Linked DNA regions of Mus musculus: region 2 is linked to region 1. The links are chromatin loops, found by intact Hi-C in ENCODE. Cell type or tissue: left cerebral cortex. All regions are shown on one strand.

Region 1 (8,000 bases):
GAGGGTCTGAGTTCAGACGCCCAGCTCCACATAAAATCCAAGGGCAGGGTGCATGGCTGTATTGACAGTGCTGGAGTGTGGGGGAAACACTAGGCAGATGCCAGGGAGTCACTGGCTAGTGGGGGTGGGGTGGGGAGGGGACTACCTTAGGTGTGTGCTTGTTTGTTTGTTTGTTTTTGTTGATGAAATACCCTAACAAAAGCAACTTATAGGAGAACTATTTATTTACACTCTAAGTTCAAGATACTGTTGTGGGAGAGAAGTCAGGACAGCAGGAGCTCAAAGCATCCACAATCAGGAAGCAGAGAGCAATGTTTGGTGGTGCTCAGCTCAGTTTCTCCTTTTCATACAATCCAGGATCCCAGCCTAAGGAATGGTACCACCCACAGAGAAAGCATCTTCCCACCTCAATTCATCTAATCAAGATAAGCCCCCCACAGGCATGAGCAGAGGCCCATCTCCCAAGTGATCTTAGGTTTTGTCAAATTGACCACCACAGAACCTGCTCAAAAAGTAAGGTGGAGAGTGACAGAGGAAGAATATACCCAAAGTAGAATTCGGGATTTTATATGTGCATGCATGTGCACAGGCAAGTGCACTGCCCCCCACCCCAAACACACACACATACACACACACACATACATACACATTCCCTCCACCCACAAGGACCCACGTCTTAACACCATAGCCTTGGGGAAAAGGATCTTAACATTTGTGTTGTAGGGACTTTAGCACTTCCATTCTGGAACTCGGTGTCTTCTGAAAATGAGGAAGAGACATGTGTATCTTCTCAATTCTTAAGGGCTATGTGTCATAAGTTCCTCTCTTAGATACAGATTCTCAGGGTCTTTTCTTCCTGTACTGCTTTTTTACAAAATGGGGACAAGAGAGAACCAGAGAGGCAATGGCCCAGCCCTTCTGACCACTGAATTGCTGCAATTTCTAGTAACTAGAAGAGAGTATTTGGGCGAAGATGGGGGAAAGGTTGGTTGACAATTGAAAATTCAGAAAGTGGCGCTAGAGAAAGAGAGTGAGAGAGAAGAGAGAGAGAGAGAGAAATTGTTAGTTGAGGATGATGGACAAACATACTTAAGCCCACATGTATTAATCAGGGTTCTCTCAAGGAACTGGATATTTATAAAATGAATATGATATATATCACATATATACACACGTGGGGGTTATAGTAGAATGATATACAGCCTATGGTTCATCTACTTCAACAATGGATGACTACCAATGGAAAGGACAAGGACCCAGTAGTTGTTCGGTCATTGAGGCTTAATGTCTCATCTGGTCTTCAGTATATGGTAGGATGCCAAAGACGTGGGCTCTCCCGCAGGAGAAGGCGTGGCACAGATTAAGGATGGGCCTTCTCATACCAAAAGATCTCTATTAAAGGTTTATTTTCTCACTGCAAAAGATCCAGATCAAAAGTGGGTCTTCCCACCTCAAATGATTTAATTAAGGGGGGGGGAACCCTCATAGATATGCCCAATCACTTGGGTTTTGACTAATTCCAGATGTAGTTTCGTTAACAACCAAGACTAGGCATAACAAGGAGCAAATGTAGAAATAAGGAAAGGAGTAGGTGGATGACCCAGGAGGCTCACAATGGGAAGTTTCTTGATGGCATTTCTCTTGTGGTATATCTCTGGGTCACTTTTCGGATGTGTTATGTATATTTTTCCTATCTCAAATGTTTCAAGGAAAACTGACGTAAGTCAAAAGAGACTTGACCTCTCGGGATTATCTCCACTCCCTCCTAGCTCCCACCACAAGTTAAACACAGTCTTCTAGGAATTGCTGACACCATTCCTGAGGGGAGACAATACAAGGCTGGTGTTTCTCACTTTATGTCTTCTGTTCACTTGAACCCCTTAGGAAAGATTCTGAATAGACAAGTGGTCCTCTGGAGCCAGGCAAGAGTAAGAGACAACAGCAGGGAAGAAATATGTATTGGTAGGCTGTGGCCATGACTCAGCAGTAGAGAATGCCAGTGAGAGGGTAGGGGCATGACTCAATAGGAGAACCCTTTCCTAGAGCCTCCCAAAGTGGCACTGATAGTGTGGTTCAGGTTTAGAGCTCCTGCCTAGAATGCCCCAGTGAGGGGCTGGGGATGTGGCTCAGTCGTAGAGCATATGCCTAATGTAAGTGACCCTGAATTTTGCCTCCAACAAGAAACCTTTCCTTGCATAAGGAAGAGAGTTTTTACCTCTTTTAAAAATCTGTGTTACTGGGGCTGGAGAGATGGCTCAGTGGTTAAGAGCACTGACTACTCTTCCGAAGGTCCTGAGATCAAATCCCAGCAACCACATGGTGGCTCACAACCATCCGTAATGTAATGAGATCTGACGCCCTCTTCTGGTGCATCTGAAGACAGCTACAGTGTACTTACATATAATAAATAAATCTTTTTTTTTTTTTTAAATCTGTGTTATTGTAGTTTTCTAGGTCAATGCTTGAGCGCTAGTAGCCCCAACAGACCTAATAGACCTCAAGTCTATCTTCAGGGTCCTGATAAGAAGTTTAGGTTTAATTACAGATCAAGAAGTATGTATGATTAAGAGTCCTGCTAAACGCCGGGCCATGGTGGTGCACACCTTTAATCCCAGCACTCGGGAGGCAGAGGCAGGTGGATTTCTGAGTTCGAGGCCAGCCTGGTCTACAAAGTGAGTTCCAGGACAGCCAGGGATATACAGAGAAACCCTGTCTCAAAAAACCAAAACAAGCAAACAAAGGAGTCCTGCTAATGGTTTGATACAGCCCATCTTTGGCAGATCCTTGTTTGGCTCACAAGGTGTTCCAGTAAGTTTTGTCAAAACGGTGTGGATTCTTCCTGGGTTTTGAGTTCAGCCTGTGGGTATCATCTGGACTTTAGCATTTCTCTTACTTCAGCATGGTACTCCTGTGGAAAGTTTAACTCTTTGGAGCCTTTTATCCCCCCCAAAAAATGTGATAGCAAATGGAAGGCACAGCATCTCTTTAAAATGTCTCCTCTCTCGCTAGATCAGCTACATTAGACTTCCATTTGACAATCTTCTCTCTACCAAGTTTCAGTACAAAATTTCAGCCTCCTTATCCCCTGATCTACTGTGAGTGAGACTCCCCTCTGTAACCTTGCTGTATTTTGGCTTGTGCTGTGTTTGTTTTGACTTATATGTTTTGAGCCTGGGTCTGCTGAAGCCAAGGCTGAGCTGAAACTCACTATGTAACCAACCAAAATTGACATTGGACTTCTGACCCTCTTGCCTCCTATTCCTAAGTGCCAAGTTGGAAGGCACATACTACCACACACAACCTATGTGGTGCAGGAGATGGAACCTAGAGCTCTGTGTATATGAAACAAACACTCTACCAAGCTAGCTATATGTTCAGTTCCCTTGATAGGTTTTAGTGGGAAGAATGTTAATCTCCACCTGTTAGTTGTACTGGCTGGTTTTGTGTATCAACTTGACACAGGCTGGAGTTATCACAGAGAAAGAAGCGTCAGTTGGGGAAGTGCCTCCATGAGATCCAGCTGTGGGGCATTTTCTCAATTAGTGATCAAGTGGGGAGGGCCCATTGTGGGTGGTGCCATCCCTGGGATGGTAGTCTTGGGTTCTATAAGAAAGCAAGTTGAGCATGCCAGGGGAAGCAAGCCAATAAATATCATCCCTCCATGGCCCCTGCATCAGCTCCTGCTTCCTGACCTGCTTGAGTTCCAGTCCTGACTTCCTTTGGGGATGAGCAGCAGTGTGGAAGTGTAAGCCGAATAAACCCTTTCCTCCCCAACTTGCTTCTTGGTCGTGATGTTTGTGCAGGAATAGAAACCCTGACTAAGACAGTGGCAATATGTAAAGTGTTTGTTGCAGTTTTACTCTTAATCCAACTAACTCCTAAATAATTGAGATCGGACTATTATATTGATTTAACAAGCTTTAAGGGCAAAACAATTGAGCAGTACCAGTCTATTATAATCCTCTAAATTAATCCGGCTATGCCCCAGTTATACTTGCATTTTAGTACTGATCTGCTCCCTGGGCTCCAGGTCTTTCTGCATGTCTCCTGGACTGTCTCCTCGTGGTGAACCCCCACTTCCTTTCTCTGTCTCCCTGTCCCTAGCTGGGAGGAAGTCCAGTCCTATTTTCTCCCCGACTCAGTCATTGACTGATCAGCTTCTTTATTGACCAATCAGGGAATAATTGGGTAGCAATGTTTTGCAACCTGATATGGGGGCACAGAAATCAGCATTTGAACAATACAATGACAATCTTTACACACTGCACAGTAACATTATGTCTATATAAACCCCTCTATAGCAACTAGCCATTCAGTCTTTGCTACCACTACTGAATCTCTGGCTGTGAGATACTCGAGGGGCCTGAGATCCATCTCCTAATTGGACAGTGGAGCTTTGGGAACAAGCCTCGGGTCATTGTGCAGAGAGGGTGGGCAGCCAGGACAAGCTGCTAAAGGAAGGAGGGATGCTTCCCAGCCTGTACCTCCCAGTTCCCCTTCTTCCCTATGCCCTAGAACCATCCCCAACTCCACCAATATCATCAGCCTCAGGGGAAGCTCTGGGGGCTCTGGAGGGAGCAAATGCATTTTCACTGGGCAAAAAATGTCACTCAAAGGCCAAGGTTAGTAGAGAAGGAGGAGAGGTGGTCAGGCCCTGAACTGGTGAATGTGGGAGAGGCCATCTTTGGTCTCAGGAGTAGGTCTGGGTGGTAAGTAGCTGATACTCAAGGGTCCTGACAGTGCCTGGGTCTGAAGCTCTTCCTCCTGAGGCAGCCACTTTCCTGGCCTCACCCCTGCTTCCGCTGGGGCTTCCTCAGGGCCTTGCATCTCTTAGTTCCTCAAAGCAGAGCCTGGAGAGACAGTTTTAGCTGGACATGCTGCTGTTGCTGCTGCTGCTGCTGCTCTGGGGGATAAAGGGTGTGGAGGGTCAGAACCCCCAAGAGGTTTTCACCCTGAATGTGGAAAGGAAGGTGGTGGTGCAGGAGGGCCTGTGTGTCCTTGTGCCCTGTAACTTCTCCTATCTCAAGAAGAGGTTGACTGACTGGACTGACTCAGACCCAGTTCATGGATTCTGGTACAGGGAAGGAACCGACAGACGCAAAGATTCCATCGTGGCCACAAATAACCCAATTCGTAAAGCAGTGAAGGAAACCCGGAATCGATTCTTCCTGCTCGGAGACCCTTGGAGGAATGACTGCTCCCTGAACATCAGAGAGATCAGAAAGAAGGATGCGGGGTTATACTTCTTTCGCCTGGAGCGTGGAAAAACAAAGTATAATTACATGTGGGACAAGATGACTCTGGTTGTAACAGGTCAGACATGGTCTGCAAAGATGCCATGGGTTGGGAGCAGTGTACGAGATCATGCCTCAGGGCAGGGCTGGGATAGAACTCTGTCCTGGGAGCAGCTGGGTTTGAGCATCAGGGCTCAGGGGAGGAGCTGGATCAGAGCCGGGGCTTCCTCTGAAGCTGCACCTGATCCCATCCTGATGCTCCATTTCTCCCCTTTCCTCACCAGCCCTCACTAACACCCCCCAAATTCTTCTCCCGGAGACGCTTGAAGCTGGCCATCCCAGCAACCTGACCTGCTCTGTGCCTTGGGACTGTGGGTGGACGGCACCTCCCATCTTCTCCTGGACTGGTACCTCTGTGTCATTTTTGAGCACCAACACTACGGGTTCCTCAGTGCTAACCATCACCCCTCAGCCTCAGGACCATGGCACCAACCTCACTTGTCAGGTGACCCTGCCTGGAACTAATGTGTCCACAAGAATGACCATCCGTCTCAACGTGTCATGTGAGGCTGGGCTGGGATGCCTGTTTTTCTAGTACAAAGTGGTCCCCCAGGTGGGGTCAGGGTCTGGCCACTAGGTCCTAAAATCCTGATAAGGGTGCTTGTCAGGATGACGGCCCCCTGCCATACCCACCTAGGCACCTGCTGGGGACAGAGGGTGGTTGATGAGTTCACTGTGTCATTCTCTCTTAGATGCTCCAAAGAATCTGACTGTGACCATCTATCAAGGAGCTGACTCAGGTAGGTACCATCCTGGGTGGGGGATATAGCATCTCTTCTGTTCAGGAAGGCTGATTCTGCCTCACACTGGGCTCACCCTGGAGACAAGAGGTTCCTTGTTGGGAAACCACTGGATCAACTCCCCTGAAACTCCTAGGAGTTTGCACCGATCAATATCAACCCCACACTTTCCCAGATGTGCAATGCCCCTTGACCACCACAGGTACAGAGTGACAAGCATACAGCAGAGCCACACCGTCCAGGACCTTCTCCCCATTTATGGATCTACCTGCATTTCCCCAGTAGCTATGCTCTGAGTTCTTGTGCAAAGAGACATAGCTACACAGTTAGACACTCAGAACGCATACAGTGCTCTGTTTTCAGAAGCTCAGTGTCCAGTCTATAAGTGACCAGTGTCCTGTCCACATAGGCTGTGAGCCTGGGCTTGTCTACCTGAGGTTCTGAGAGGAGCCAGATGTCAGTAGCAGAGATTGTCTTTGGTCTCTATGACCACAGTACCCAGAACTCATGGATCTAATTCTATGGGTTTCTAGTACCAACGGGCAGCAAAGCCATGGAGTTCCCTGTGCTACCAGCAATGAATAGTGAATAGGTCTTGTATCTATGACAACAGTGTGTGTCTTTGAGTGATAAACCCCTAAATGCATGGAATGTGGCTCAACTCATAGACTACTTGCCCAGCAGGCACAGAACCCTGGGTTCCATTCCCAGAACCGCATAAGCTAGGCACAGTAGTGCACACCTGCACTTGGGAGATGGAAGCAGGAGGATTAGGAGTTGAAGGTCATCCTTGCTACATTGTGAGTTTGAAGCCAGCCTGAGCTATATGAGACACTGCCTTCAGTCCTCAATCCCTCTTTTCTGTCCCTCTGTTTCTGTCGCTCTCTGTCTCTGTCTCCCCCTCCCCCGCCCCCCCCCCCGGCCCCATCTCTGTTTGTCGGACTCTCTCTCATCATCAACTCCAAGTGTATACCTGGATCCATGTTCTCTTTCATTTTGAGGCTTATAGTCAAGTAGTTCACACGGAAATGAGGCAAGTTTAGGTTCTTGCTGTGGCGATAAGTGAAAGCCCATGTTTTCCTGTCCTTTGCTCCCTACTGCTGTGGCAGTGCCCTCTCTGGATTCTAGTGTACCTTTTCTTAGCCACATCACACTGACTCTGGCTCCTTCTCTACAGTTTCCACAATCCTGAAGAATGGCTCATCTCTTCCTATCTCTGAGGGCCAGTCACTGCGTCTCATCTGCAGCACCGACAGCTATCCCCCTGCGAACCTAAGCTGGTCCTGGGATAACCTGACCCTGTGCCCATCAAAGTTGTCCAAGCCCGGGCTCCTGGAGCTGTTTCCAGTGCATCTTAAGCACGGAGGAGTGTATACCTGCCAAGCTCAACATGCCCTGGGCTCCCAACACATTTCCTTGAGCCTGTCTCCACAGAGTGAGTGGTTTGTGGGCCAGAGGCAGGCAGGCAGGAGGAGGTCAACCCCTGTGTCATCCTGGCAGTGTCCCTATTAGCCTTGTTAGCTTCATGGGGGGCAGGGGGAACCTTAGCTCAAGTCTTGCTGAGCTGTGAGGCCTATAATGTTCTGGCTATCCAAAACCTTACTGCCTTACTCCTGCTGTGAGGAGGGTGTGGGTCAGGGAGAGGAGTTACTTCAAGAAACAGCAAATCCTGAACTGAGGGGAGGGTCTGGGACTTAGATGGCTGAGACTTTGATGGCTGGGACTTAGATGGCTGAGCTTTGAGTACAAGATCCTTGCTTCTGCAGGCCAGGAGGAAAGGACATAAAATTCAAGGGCAAACTGAACCAAAGCAAAACAGTGTAAAATAAATGTGAAACAACTCAGAGATCAACCCTGTGTGGTGGCCTGGGTCCCATCCACAGTTGACCTATATCCCCAGCCCACGTTTTTATTTTTATTGTGAGATAGACTCGCCAAGTTTCCCAGGCAGACATTGGACTCAGTG
Region 2 (8,000 bases), 54 kb before region 1:
CTTGCAACACAATTTTTCCGGGTGCTTTTCCAGTTCTACAGACCACCCTCAGGTAGCCATGCTCAAATTCATATTTCCATCTTCAATCTTTGTAGCTAGAGGCTCAACTGCTATCAGCCTAAGTAACTCATACACACCTTGATGTTTTTGTCTGCAAAATGATCTTTCTCACCTGAACTGTTCTTTCCAGGCCTTCTCATCTTGATGTTCACCCCAAACCTGGGCATCAATCCTTGCTCCTCCTCCTCCTCCCTTTATCACTTAACAAGAGTTCTGTTAGTTTGTCTCCTAAATACTCAGTTGAAAATATTTAAGACTTATTTATTTTATATGTGTGAATGTTTTGCCTGCATGCATGTCTGTATACCATGTGCATGCCTGATACTTAAGGAGACCAGAAGAGAGTATCAGATTCACTGGAACTAGAATTACAGATGGTTGTAAACCACCATGTGGGCACTGGGAGCCAAACCTGGGTCCTCTGCAAGAGCAACCAGTGTTCTTAACCACCAAGCCATCTCTCCCACCCTCCAATATCCAATTTGTGCCAACTCTCTGCCACCATCTTGGACCAAATTCTGCCTGAATGCTGAAATCGTCCTAAATATTTTATATATTTCTTTCCAATTTAGCTTAAGGAATCTTCAGGCAAGGAATTGTTGCAATTCTTGACTTCCCCTAAAATAAATTCAACAATGCTAAGGAGAGGGCTAAGTTGATAAACTGCTTGCTGCATCTGAGTTGGACCACCTCCTCTGTCAGTACCAAGGTAAAAATCTAGGACAGTGTCACAAGCCTGCAATCTCAGACGGAGGTTAGGGGTTGGGGGTGTTGGGGGGAAGGCAGGAGGATCCCTGGGGTTCGGTGGCAGCCAGTCCAGCTAAATTGGGAGCTCCAGGTTCAACTGGTGGGATTGCCTCAAAAAATAAGATGGAGAATGATAGAGAAAGACAGGCGATGTTGACCTCTGGCCTAGACACACACACACACACACACACACACACACTGTGTCACTTGGAAGCTTCTTTGTCTAAATGTCCACCAGTCTCCTCTTGGTCCACTCTGTTCTGGCCTCATGCAACTGTTCTACCAACACACTGGACCTCTCTTTGTCCTTATATTCTGAAATGGAAACTTATGGGATTTTTTTTTTTGGAAAGTCAGTTCTGTCAGACGGTGTTTTGCTGGGGCAAACATGAGAAGGAAGTTTTCACTGAAGCAGACACAGGTCAAGGATGTTTTGCTAAAGCAAGCACGTGAAAGGACGTAGGATGAAGGAATCTTCACTAACAACATGCATGTCTTGGTTTGCCTTACACTGCATAGCTGAGCTCTGTTTGACGCCATAGAGAGAAATGCACCAAAATACTTCTGGTGGTGTTCTGGTGGCTTCTTGCTACTTCCTCGGACTTGGGTCAACTGGCAGAGTGATGTCAACTGATACAGACTTGCATGGAGTTTTGCTAAGACAGACTCACGTGCTGAAGCAAGACATGTGGTGAGGCAAAACCCATGGAGGACACATAATATTTGGAGGGACTATAAACAGCCAGTGACGGGGCTTTCTTGCATAGCCAGCTTTGCAAGGCTTCATGGGTCTCAAGTCTTCGTCTTTGCTGATCTTTGCTTCATTGATAGAGGCATGGCAATGAACTTCTCCTGGCATCCATGTTGGTCATAATCACTCCTGCTGATTCGTGCCAATTCAGCTGAGGCCTGGCTGTTTCTGCTAAGTTGTGCCACCACTGCTGATCTGGACACTACCAAACTGGACTACTGGTATATCCATGAATCGTTTGTGAGTGGATCAAGGTGCCACTGCTGATTTCTGTGAACTGAACTGCTGATTTCCTGACAACACAGATGGGCTTTGCCCCAAAGAACCATTTCTAAGCAGGTCCACTTGCCCCGTATCCAAATAACCTTTCTTTCCACTACCTCTGCTGGGTGGTGGGCTAGAAGGGAAGGTAAAGCGATTAAGAACCTGTAGTAAAAGTAGGTTTTGAAAAGTTTAAACTACACTGTTCCCTCCTACTTAGGACTTCTTCTTTATGCCAAGCATATACCTATATGTTTCAATATGTCAATTCTAGCCACATGTGGGCCTTGAAGTCAACTAAAATAAAATCCAAATCTCAGTTCCTTGAGAATGCCAGTCATGTCTCAGATATTCATTCATTTACATGGTCAGACATAATGATGTAGTGCAGGCAGACAGAGGACATTTGAGCTGATGCATGGAGAGCCCAGAAGGCACATGATAGGGTTCTTTTCCCCTGTCTAATCTAAGTCCGTATACCACTTCAAAGCCTTCTGAGACCCCAGTCTAAGGGATTGCACCCCGCCCCGGAACCTCAGGCACCAGCAGGACATGTTCTGTAAGGATGCTCATCAAAGCTACTGCTAGCCATCTCTTCAGGCTTGGTAATTCCCTCTTTCCCTTCTCATCCCTATCTTCCCTATCCATGCCCCTCCTCTCTCTTCTCTCTTCTTCACTTTCTTCCTCTTTTCTTCCCTCTCTCTTTCTCTTTCTCTCTGTTCCCCTATCTTCTTTTTCCTCTCTTTCCCCCCCCCTCCTTTCACGCTTACCAGAAGCTCCACTGAGAGCAGCCATCTCAACCACTTTGTTCAGAGACTCATTCCTCAAATCTAGCATACCTGAGGCAACAATGGAGACACTGCAGTGGGTGGTGGGGCAGAGCATCTAGGCCTGAGTGGGATATTTTCTTACCATGCAAATTACCAGCCTCAGCCTCCCAAGCTGTCAAGTAGAAAAAGCACAGTCCTCCCTTGGCATCTGCGGAGAACTGGTTCTAGGGCCCTACAGATATTACAGCCCAGGAATGTTCAAACCCTTTACATAAAACCCTTTACATAGGGCATCCTTGTGTTTACATATAACCTCCACACATTTTTCCATCCCATTAAATCACTCCTGATGATTTATAATAGCTAATAAAAGCCAAATGCTGTGTAAACAGCTACTACACCTTATTTCTCAGGGAACACTGCCAAGAGGCAAGGCTCCATGAGCTTAGTCCTGACAAGAATGGTTCTTTAGGTTGGGTTTTTTTTTCAACATTTAGTTTGTTGAGTCCTCAGATGGGGAGCTGTGGATATAGGACAGCCTTTGAACCTCCATCCTAAACATCCCACAAACACTTAGCTACAAGGGAAGTCCCCATCCTCCAGCCCGTTTCCCCACCTGCGTATGCTGGGATAGGCCACATGGTTTTAAGAGTTAAGGGCAAGAATAAAGGGTCATTGCAGTGGAACCGAAACTGAGACAAAGGTGACATTAAGAGGTAAAGACAGGAAGATGAGGAGTTCAAGGCCATCTTCGGCTACATGGCAAGTTTGGGGCAAGCCTGGCCTACCTACCTGAGACCCTGTCTCCAAAAATGAAAAAGGAAACAGCAAAGTCAGAGGCCAAGCTATGGTCCAGGTCTCTGTTAACTCTGGGTGCGCCTGTGGTCGTGAGGGTAAAGGTCGTGAGGGTACAGGTCGGACTGAAACCCCCACTCCTGCCTAGTTCCCTCTAGTTCCAGAAGGAAGCAAATCCTTACCCAGCTACCCGATCTTTGGGGGTGCCACCATCTTTAGTAGCAATTTTACAGAACTCCAAAAAAAAAAAAAAAAAAAAAAAAAAGCCAATTAAGTCAAGCTTGGTGGCAAAGGCTTGTCAGCCCAGCTCCTTGGGAAACTAACACAGGAAGATTGCAAATTTAAGACCTGCCTAGGGTACAGAAGTTCAAAGCTGACCTGAGGAGCTTACTGAGACTCTATCTGGAAAAAAAGTAAAAAGAGGCCCGGGAATGTAGGTCAGTCATACAGGCTTCCTTAGTTCTCATGGGTCTCTGCGACCGATTCTCAGTACTGCAAGAAAGTGGGGAAGAGGGCAGGAAAGGAAGAAAGGAGGGAAACTAAAAGGAACCTGTATCCCCAATTTGAGGTGGTTCAACAAATAAGCAGACTGTTTTGTTTTCATGTATATATACATATGTGTATACACATACATTATATATTATATACATTATATACATTAACATAGATTATATAATATCCAAGTGAACATTAGTGTACTAAGGATATATTACAATATTTATAGTCCTAGGGATTGATCCTAAAGCCTTACCTCAAACATACTAGAAAAGCACTAGACCCCTAAGCTATATCTCCCGCCAATAAACCGCACATTCATGCATACACACACACAAATAAGTAAATAAATAATATAAATAAAGAAAAACAGGAAACTAAGCAAAATTGCTGAATTCTAAAAGCCCTTTAGGTCAGAGGTTCTGCAGACAGCCTGCTGGAGCAGGGCACGGTGGACCGGGTGGACAACTGGATTAGTATCCTGGCTCAGGTGTGGCAGTGTCTTTGGGGCAGGATCCTTCTGTCCCTGAGTCCTGGAAGTAATTACAGCACACCTACCTCATCAGGCTCTGGAGGGTTCCACAAGACGCAGCATGTGGGGCTCCTGGCACCAGGGTGAGGCACCAGGAGGGGCAAGGGTGTGAAACCTGGGTGTGGCACCAAAGCAGGGCAGCCACCCCATCTCCCAGTGAAGGCTGGTGCAGGGTGCTAGGTGCTGTGGACCCTCCCCCTTTAAGTCAGAACAAAGCCCCTGGGGAGGCCTCCCAAAGCCTCCATTACATATCTAGGCTCCTGATAGATTCCTCCTTACCTCATAATGGCAATTAAGTATTAACTAATTATTTGGGTAGTTGTTTCACTAATGTCTGCACAGCTCCCCCCAGATATGCTGCGGATGCCACAGGCAGGCAGAGTGCTCAGTGTCTACTGCTTGTTCCTGGCAGAATAAGTGAGTGATGCATGCATACCTGGGGTTTCTCAAGAGTGTGTATGGGATGGCAGAAAAGGAGCTGGGCTTGTAGCTCAGCTGGTGTGTGCCTCGTACCCACACAGGCACCGGGTCCATCCCCAGCACCACATAAACAAAGCCTGGTAGCACACACTTGTCTCCCTTAATGCTGGGAAGGTAAAGGCAAGGCCATCCTCTGTTAGATAGTGAGTTTGAAGCCAGCCTGGTCTGCAGGAGACACTATCTCAAAAAGCAAACATCAAAGCCATAAAGAAAATAAAAATCCACGACTTTCAGAGCCCTTTCTGTCACTCAACAGGTAAGTCCCTCTTCTTATCCAGAGCAATCAGTGTTGCAGAAAAAAAAAATAATTGTAGGTGCAAGGACCTTCAGTTTTGCTCATAGTAGCGTTTGTTAATATTTGAACCCGTGCACTTGTGAGCTTCCTGCTCTCAAGGAGGCCTTGAGTGTGCGTTGGGGGCGGGGTGGGGAGGGGGACTAGGGCGGATGCAAAGAGCCAAGAGAGTCAGAGAGAGTTGGGGCTTCTCTAAGCTGGGACATCTCTGGGATCAGAGGTGAAGGCACTGGTATTGGTGGGCTGACCCCAGCTGGGAAATCAGGTCACACACGACTAGGAGGAAGCTAACAGGGTGTCCTCCCTGGCCTCGAGTGGGCGTGGGGCGGAGCGCGCGGGTCCCACTTCCCCTCCCCGTGGCCTGACCCTTCCCACCATTGACTTGAGTGGCTTCCCTGCCTCCACCCCTGTGCCTGAGTACTTACCTTCGGACAAGGCCAAGGTCAGGCAAGCGATGGTAGCCACTAGGGGCCACATGATAGCTCCGGGATGGGGGGTGGGCAGGGTGGGCGGGGCCTGGGTCGAGAGGCTGAAGTGGGTATTGCAAAGCAAGCCCGGAGACTGAAATTCTGTGCTTTGTAATCTTGACCTTTCCAGCTCTATTCACTCTGAAATCCCTGACCCTTGAATCTTGCACTCTCCAACCCCACTGTGTGTGGGACACCTCGGGAACCAGTGGAGGTGCAGCATGCACTCCTCTGAGGTCCAGGACCTGCCATCACCTCATAGAGGTGACCCCTTCTTCCTCTGCACTCTGAGAGCTGGGTCCAGAGAGCATTCTCTCACCCATCACTCCTTCCCCGCCTCTGACCCCATTATCCCCTCTCTGGGCCTGCCCCGGACCCTGGGTCTCCTCCCTGGCGTCTAGTCTTTCTGCATGCTTAGGCTCCCTGCATCTCTGCAAGTTTCTGTCTCCACCTGCGCCTCACGCTGATTCAGCTGTCCTGTATCCCCGACTTCCCATCCCTCCTCCTTTCTCCTCCTTCCTGTCACCCTCCAACACCCCTTCCCCAGGCCTCTGCCCTTCTCCCACCCAGAAACCCTACCTGAGTGAGGGGCCAACTTCAGCTGCCAGCTGCCTAGAAAGTTCAGCTCTGACCCATGGCTTTTAACCCCTGAGCTCCCTCCCCCAGCGCGCGCACCATTTCCCGGTGCAGGCTCCCCCTCTCCACCCCCAATGGCTCAGCTTGTTGTTGACAGGCACCCCCCAGCCTGGGCTCGGCCCTCAGCTTGGAGGCGGGGCTTCTGAGACAAGCTGGGACCCAGATCTGGCCCCGCCCAAGCCCAAATTGAACCCACTGTGAACCTTCCTGTGGCAGAACCAGGCCATAGAAAGGGGAAAAGCCCACTTTCCTTCTCAAACTCCTCCCGCCCCCATACTCCTCGCCATTCGACACCTCACTCTTCCTCACCTCGGCTCTCAACATTGTGCAAACTCTTAGTCTGCCCCAGCTCCCAGATAGCCATCACTGAGCTGTCTGTCCTAAAATGCCATTTTTACCATAGGGTCACCCCCCAGCCTATCTCAACGCCAGTCTCTTCCCCGGAGCAATCCTAACTGATCTCTCAACATCAAAACCAGCCCAGCCAGTGGGAGTCTCACCTCCAGTCTTTTTTCTTCTGAAATTTAAGGTGATGACCACATATGTTCGTCACCTCTTTCCCAAGACACACGCCACCATAGGTGCCAGGCCTAAGAGTGTATCAAGTGCCCCTGGGCTCCTGTCAGGAAGAGTCTGAGCCTGGGAAAGTAGTTTGAACTAGGCAGCCTTTCTGGAGCAGAGTTGATGGAGTGCAAAGCAAGGTGGGTGGAGAGGGAGAGGGCAGGTGGGGGAGGGGAGGGCAAGCCCGGATGGGATGGGGTGGAGGAAGAGGAAGGAGGAAGGGATGGTGTTTAGGGAATAAGTAGGTGGCTTCTGGAACTGTGGCTAGGTGGGGCCCCATGAGTTAATCCCAGGGGGTGGACGGGGCAGGATTAGGGATTAAGAAGGACAGAGGTGGGGTCAAAATTTGGAAACCAGCCAAGGATGGGGATCCAGTGATGTTTGGAAAGAGGGAGCTAATAAAGATGACATCATTACAATAGAGGCTGATGGGGTTCACAGGATGGGAGGTGGGGCATTAGCAAGTTCAGTAGTCTAGACCAAGGGAGTCAAGATTTGAATGTTGAGATCAAACCTAGTGGTCAAAAATTAATTTTTAAAATAAGGTGTTGTGGAGCTGGGGGTGTAGCTCAATTGGTAAAGTGCTTGTCTAGCATGCGTGAAGCCCTAAGTTCCAAATCTGTGTCGGGGTACACACGTGTAAGCCCAGCATTAGGAGGGTAGAGGCAGGAGGATCAGGAATTCAAGATCATCCTTTGCTGTTTGATGAGTTTGAGATCGGTATGGACTTAAAAAAGAAAAGGAGAGAGAGAGAGAGGGAGAGAGAGAGAGAGAGAGAGAGAGAGAGAGAGAGAGAGAGAGAGAGAGAAACCTCACAGCAAGAGGAATAGGCAATAAGCAATGCTAATAAGAATTTATAAATCAATTCTTTGCTCATGCTTAGAGGCACTGCCACCTAGCAAATTTCATTTTAGTGAGTTTAAAGAAGAGTGTTTGCATTGCTACCAGCTACCCACAGTTTAAAGTTATAAAGTAGCACTTTGTATCACAGGGCGTTACAGCACACTTCTATCATCCTAGATACCTGGAGAGGCTGGGCCAGGAGGATAGAAACTTCAAGACTGATCTGCATTGAAGAGTGAGTTCAGAGGCCAGCCTTAGTGTGCAACTTAGCAACACTTTGACTCACATGCAAAGTATGAAGAGGACTAGG

What was found. Hi-C counts contacts between places; a loop is a spot of excess contacts. Peaks named below come from ENCODE experiments on the same cell type or tissue, not always from the same donor. Only the 100,000 strongest peaks of a DNase experiment are listed, where the experiment ranks them.
Region 2: it touches region 1 in a loop (4-fold over the local background); 2 of 42 quality-filtered maps call a loop at or near these places.

What each region holds. Positions count from the first base shown.
Region 1 is chr7:43,657,007-43,665,006 of GRCm38, reverse strand. It overlaps Siglece (sialic acid binding Ig-like lectin E), which reads left to right and starts at 4,846. Exons shown (of 7, transcript NM_031181.2): 1 at 4,846-5,313; 2 at 5,519-5,797; 3 at 5,987-6,034; 4 at 7,212-7,469. The coding sequence starts at 4,875. In left cerebral cortex, no CTCF peak of the experiment used is centred here; a DNase peak (open chromatin) is centred at 4,807.
Region 2 is chr7:43,711,491-43,719,490 of GRCm38, reverse strand. Klk13 (kallikrein related-peptidase 13) reads right to left here and starts at 6,924. Exons shown (of 6, transcript NM_001039042.2): 1 at 6,787-6,924; 2 at 5,609-5,699. The coding sequence starts at 5,660. In left cerebral cortex, no CTCF peak of the experiment used is centred here; no DNase peak of the experiment used is centred here.